2 separate regions of the Homo sapiens genome follow, and region 2 is linked to region 1. The links are chromatin loops, found by intact Hi-C in ENCODE. Cell type or tissue: B cell. All regions are shown on one strand. Links, peaks and the distances in the headings refer to the core of each region. The heading gives the core; the rest is flanking DNA. Region 1 overlaps KCNS1 (potassium voltage-gated channel modifier subfamily S member 1). Region 2 overlaps STK4 (serine/threonine kinase 4).

Region 1 (2,815 bases), core at 21-2,520:
GTGAATCACTGCCCTGGCAAGCTTGCACTCAAGGGGGGTGAAATTAGCATGGTTTGAAGAGGGAGGCAAGGCGAACGGCGTGTGCCGAGGCCTGGAGAGAGAACAGGATGAATGCTGGGAGGAGGACATGGAGGGAAGGAGATTCCCAGAGATGAAATTGAAGAGTCGAGCGGGGCAGGGCACCGAAGGGTCATGAAGTCTTGGCACATGATTTTGGACTTGGTCCCGAGGGTATAGGAGAGCTCGTGAGAGGTTTAAACAGAGGTAAGGGTTATTGTCACTGCTTTGCAGAGGTGGAAACTGAGGCTCCCAGAGGTGACAGTGCTTGTTGGAGGTTCCTCAATAAGCAGTAGAACCCAGAGAAGAACCCACCTGTGCCTGGCTCCAGCACCTCATGTTCTTTCTCCTAAAGCTCCATGCGACCCTACTGATAATCCCCAGACAATGCTAAAAGAAAGATCCCTTCCACCCATGGCTTAGTAAAGCCTCTTGTATGCCCTCAGGATACTGGGTGCTGGCAGATGACCTAGGCAGAATCCTAGGGCAGTGGGCAGGTATAAGGAATTACATTCAGCAGACCCCCTGAGCTCAGCATCTCCCCAGGGAAGATCCCTGTGCCCCAGAACGCTGCCCTGTCCCCTCCATGCAGAGAGCCAGGGCCTGACACTACTAGCTTTGTCTTCAGTAGGGGAGAAGAGTATTACTAATCAGAGCTGCCAGGGTCTAAGATGCAGGTGTAATATACTCCAGATGAGAGCCTTGCTACTCAAAGTGAGGCCCCTGACCACCAGCAGCTTTCTCATCACTTGGAAGCTTTCTAGACATGTAGATTCTCTGGCTCTACCCAAGACTATGCGATTGCGTTCTGCCAAGACCCCTGCATGATTCCTGCACGCATTAAAGTTGGAGAGACTCTGCTTTAGACTAGGGGTTCTCAGCCTCGCATTACTGACATTTGGGACCAGGTAATTCTTTGATGTGGGAGCTGCCCTGTACATTTTAGGATGTTTAGCAGTATCCCTGGCCTTTACCCACTAGAGGGCAGTAGCACACCTGTCCCAGTTGCAACAACCAAAAATGTCTCTAGACGTTCCCAAATGTCCCTTGCGGGGTGGAGGCGGGGAGGTGGTGGGCAAAACCACCCTGTTTGAGAATCACTGCCCTAGAGCTTGGCCTCAGGGACAAAGCAAACATACACAGCCATAGGAAAGTGAATTCTGTGGGTGGTCCAGGGGACTTATGTCCTCTCAGCTTCCTGGAGGAGCAAAAAATATTTTTATACTTTTCAGACCAGTCAAAAGTACATGAAACCAACTCTTTGCATTGTGGAATATAAACTATGGTTCTCTTGGTTCTGCAACAGTGTAAAAATCACAAGCTCTTCATTCCCTGGCTGTGGTGCCACCAGTAACCCCGGAGTTGGAAAAAACAGCTGTAGCCTAGCAGATACCTTGGACAATAGAACTTAGGCCTGTGCGCAATACCAGGGGGTTTTGCTGCCAACTGTAGTTGAAAGGTCTTAGTTTAAAGTCAGGGGACCTGGGCCTTAGCACCAGCTCTATCTTGCTGACTTTGGACCTGTCCTTTATACTCTCTGGGCCTCAGTTTCCCCATATGCCTAATACCAGGACTGTAAGCCCATCCACTCTGACTTGGCTTTCTACATTCTCTTTCAGCACAGCTACCGTGAGGTGGGCATCTTGCTGCTGTACCTGGCTGTGGGTGTGTCAGTGTTCTCTGGTGTGGCCTACACAGCTGAAAAGGAGGAGGACGTGGGCTTTAACACCATCCCAGCCTGCTGGTGGTGGGGCACAGTGAGCATGACCACCGTGGGCTATGGGGATGTGGTGCCAGTGACGGTGGCTGGCAAGCTGGCAGCCTCAGGCTGCATCCTAGGGGGCATCCTGGTGGTAGCACTCCCCATCACCATCATCTTCAACAAGTTCTCCCACTTCTACCGGCGCCAGAAGGCTCTGGAGGCAGCCGTGCGCAACAGCAACCACCAAGAGTTTGAGGACTTGCTGAGCAGCATTGATGGGGTGTCGGAGGCATCTCTGGAGACATCCCGAGAAACCTCTCAGGAGGGACAGTCTGCAGATCTAGAGAGCCAGGCCCCCAGTGAGCCTCCACACCCTCAGATGTATTAAAACCAGGGATCCGTGACCCCCTGCCATGCCCCTACAGTAGAGATTCCTCCCCTGCTAAAGTTCTTCATGGTAGTGAGCCTCCCAGGATCACTCATGCTGTCCTGAGAAATGAGATTCAAAAGCTGCATTCCTTCCTCCAAAGGCCCAGGACAGGACAGTGCTACCCTAGATTCTGTGAGATTCTGCAAGCAACTCAGAAAGCTTTATAAACCTGCCTCCAAGCCATTCATGAAGCAGGCATGAGCCAGAGGGAGGAAGTTGAAAGGATACTAATGATTCCTGAGCACCTCCTGTACATGAACCAGGTCATGTTTGGCCTTGTGTTGGAGAAAGAGAATTATCCCCACTTCACAGATGAGGAAACCAAGGCTAAGAGATGAGCGATGCCTCTCCCAGATGTCACAATTAGAAGTGGCAGAGTCAGGTTTGGAATCTGGGCTTGTTGGTGTGCCTGGAGCAATGCTCCATCAACTCCATCTTTCTTCTGCCCTCATGAAGTTTGCGTGTGTTTTTTGGTGATTCATGGATCCCCAGAGTTGATCCACAAGATAAGAAATCCCTTTCAGAGCCAGGGAAGGGTCCAGACAGGAGATTTGGATATAGGAGCTCTGGATCTCAGCTGTGGTTCCTTTCTAGGAGCATCCAACAGGAGTCAGCAATCAAAGATG
Region 2 (2,815 bases), core at 176-2,675, 84 kb after region 1:
AGGATTGCTTGGCCCCAGGAATTCAAGGCTGCAGTGAGCTAGGATCGCGCCACTGCATTCCAGAGTGAGACAGTGCCTCAAAAAAAAAAAAAAGAAGAAGAAGAAGAAGAAGATTATATATAAAGATCAAAAGGAAAAACTATAATCATAATTCATAGACAATAAGACTGTCTCCATTTTTTTAAAAAGGCAATCTCCATAAAACCTGTTACAATGAATAAAACAGTCCATAAATATCTACAGTAGTTGTCTATAGAAGAAAAATGTTAGAAACAAAAGTTTTTTAAACTATGCCATTTGTAATAGCAACAAATAAGTATCTAAAAATAGATTTAACAAAAAGCTCTAAAACATCTTTGTTGGTACAATTATAAAATTATCTAAGAATATAAAAGATAGACCAAACAGATTGAAAGATAAACCATGTTCATGCATAGAAAGAATTAACACAGAGATGGCAATTCTGCCTAATTAATCTGTGTATCCAATGCAATTAAGTCAAAATTCCAGTAGTATTTTATAAAATTTGATATACTGATCCTAAAATTTATATGGGAGAGGCCGGGTGCAGTGGCTCACGCCTGTAATCCCAGCACTTTGGGAGGCTGAGGTGGACGGATCACGAGGTCAGGAGATCGAGACCATCCTGGCCAAAACAGTGAAACCCTATCTCTACTAAAATACAAACCATTAGCCAGGTGTGGTGGTGCGTGCCTGTAGTCCCAGTTACTTGGGAAGTTGAGACAGGGGAATTGCTTGAACCCAGGAGGCAGAGGTTGCAGTGAGCTGAGATCGCGCCACTGCACTCTAGCCTGGTGACAGAGCAAGACTCCATCTCAAAAAAAAAAAAAAATTTGTATCGGAGAAGAGTGATATAAATTTCAAGAAGTAATCTGTGATGAAAAGAAAAATAAGGGGATGGGAAATCTATTGCAGACAAATAGTCAAAGAAGGACTGAGAAGGTGACAGGATCAAAGACCTGGATAGAGGGAGGAAGCAAGTCTTTCAGATGGAAAAATAAAACAGACTACTAGAGCTCATATTGTAAACAAAAACAAATTCCTGATCTATATCAGGAATATATATATTTTTACTGTTATTTACTGTAACATAAGCCTTAGTCCTGGCTCCCAACAACTTGACTTAAAAAAAAAAAAAAAAATATATATATATATATATATATGTATGTTCTACACAAGAACTTTCAAATCAGTTCTACACAAGAATTATTAGGTTTTTTAAAAAATTTATTCAGTTATTCAAGTAAGGCCATTTTAGCTGATTACAGTTTAAAAACTATATGCATGGTACCATGCTACAGAAAAAGAACACCAATTGTGTCAAGTCCACTGAGAAATCTGGGAAGGGAGAGAAAAAGTGACTATTTTGAGATGTTTTGGCTGACTTCTTATTTGAACTTTGCCAAGTATGAGGTATCCAATCTCCCAACTAAATAAAATAAAGACATTGCCCTAGTGTCACTGCGGTTACTTAAAATACACTTAAGAATGAATAAGTAATGGTCTTGTTCTAGCATAAAGGCTACTTTTATATAAAGGGGATTTGTGAACTCAAATGGGAACACGATTATAACCCATTAACTTAATACAGAGCTCCCTCTGCTGGCCCAGAGAATGCACAATGATCCTAACACTGACACAGACCCTCTCATGTCACTTCAATAATGTGTCCTGCTGTTTGGGGAGGTAAACAAGGCTATTCTAGAGCCCTTATTCAAAAACAAAAACAACAACAAAAACAAGAACATATCTAGACAAATAGAAGAAGCCTTCCAAAATCCCCAATCTAATATTTTATCCAGACAGAGGTTTTCCAAGTAACGTGGACCATGGTTTGCCTCTTTCGTTCTCACATGTATGCTTGAGGCCACTTAAAATCAATCAAATCCCACCTTAATCCCTTCTCTCCAACTGCAATCTGACTCCTTCCTATAGATTCAGATACATACATCCAAAACAAATTCCCTCAGAGGTAACAATATCATTAGCTTATCAGAGGCATGCTCCCTTTGAAAACCATCTGTCCTTTCTTTCTGGAAATACTGAGGACATATGTAGAGTAACTGGTTATCAAAATAACCAGCAAGGAGAAGTACATTACTACAAGCTGAGACTCACCAACACATGATCTGTAACATAAGCCTTAGTCCCAGCTCCCAACACTTGATAAAGGGGCTCTGCTAGAAGTAGTATAATCTAATGATTCAGAACATAACCACTGAAATCAAACATATCTGGGTTCAAATCTTGGCTTCTCTATTACTCATTATATAATCACAAGTATGTTACTTAATCTCTGCAACTGGGTTTCAACTGCTATTAAACAGGGAATGGTTCAATTTACCACACAGCATGGTTGTAATGATCAAAATATGTGAAATGCTTAAAGGATAAATCACAGTGTGTGGTATATATTAAGTGCCTAATCACTAATAATTATTATTAGCAGTTATAACATCTATCCTATTGAGTATAACACATAAGTTACATATAATAAATAATTGGGAGGCCGGGCGCGGTGGCTCACGACTGTAATCCCAGCACTTTGGGAGGCAGAGGCAGGCGGATCACAAGGTCAGGAGTTGGAGACCAGCCTGCCCAATATGGTGAAACCCCATCTCTACTAAAAACATAAAAATTAGCCAGGTGTGGTGGCATGCACCTGTAATCCCAATCTCAGGAGGCTGAGACAGGAGAATTGCTTGAACCCAGGAGGCAGGGGTCGCAATAAGCCGAGATCGCACCACTGCACTCCAGCCTGGGCAACAGAGCAAGACTCCGTTTCAGAAAAAAA

What was found. Peaks named below come from ENCODE experiments on the same cell type or tissue, not always from the same donor. Only the 100,000 strongest peaks of a DNase experiment are listed, where the experiment ranks them.
Region 2: it touches region 1 in a loop (28-fold over the local background); 64 of 110 quality-filtered maps call a loop at or near these places.

The regions. Positions count from the first base shown.
Region 1 is chr20:45,094,202-45,097,016 of GRCh38, reverse strand. KCNS1 (potassium voltage-gated channel modifier subfamily S member 1) reads left to right here. Exons shown (of 4, transcript NM_001322799.2): 4 at 1,677-2,815. The coding sequence ends at 2,147. Among named protein-coding and RNA genes, the nearest start is that of KCNS1, 5.5 kb to the left of the region's middle. In B cell, for the core only: CTCF peaks have their summits at 841 and 1,040 (motif pointing right); a DNase peak (open chromatin) is centred at 1,046; H3K27me3 peaks cover 679 bases.
Region 2 is chr20:45,010,078-45,012,892 of GRCh38, reverse strand. All of the region lies in intron 9 of STK4 (serine/threonine kinase 4), which reads right to left. Among named protein-coding and RNA genes, the nearest start is that of STK4, 45 kb to the right of the region's middle. In B cell, for the core only: a CTCF peak has its summit at 1,600 (motif pointing left); a DNase peak (open chromatin) is centred at 1,612; H3K27ac peaks cover 1,070 bases.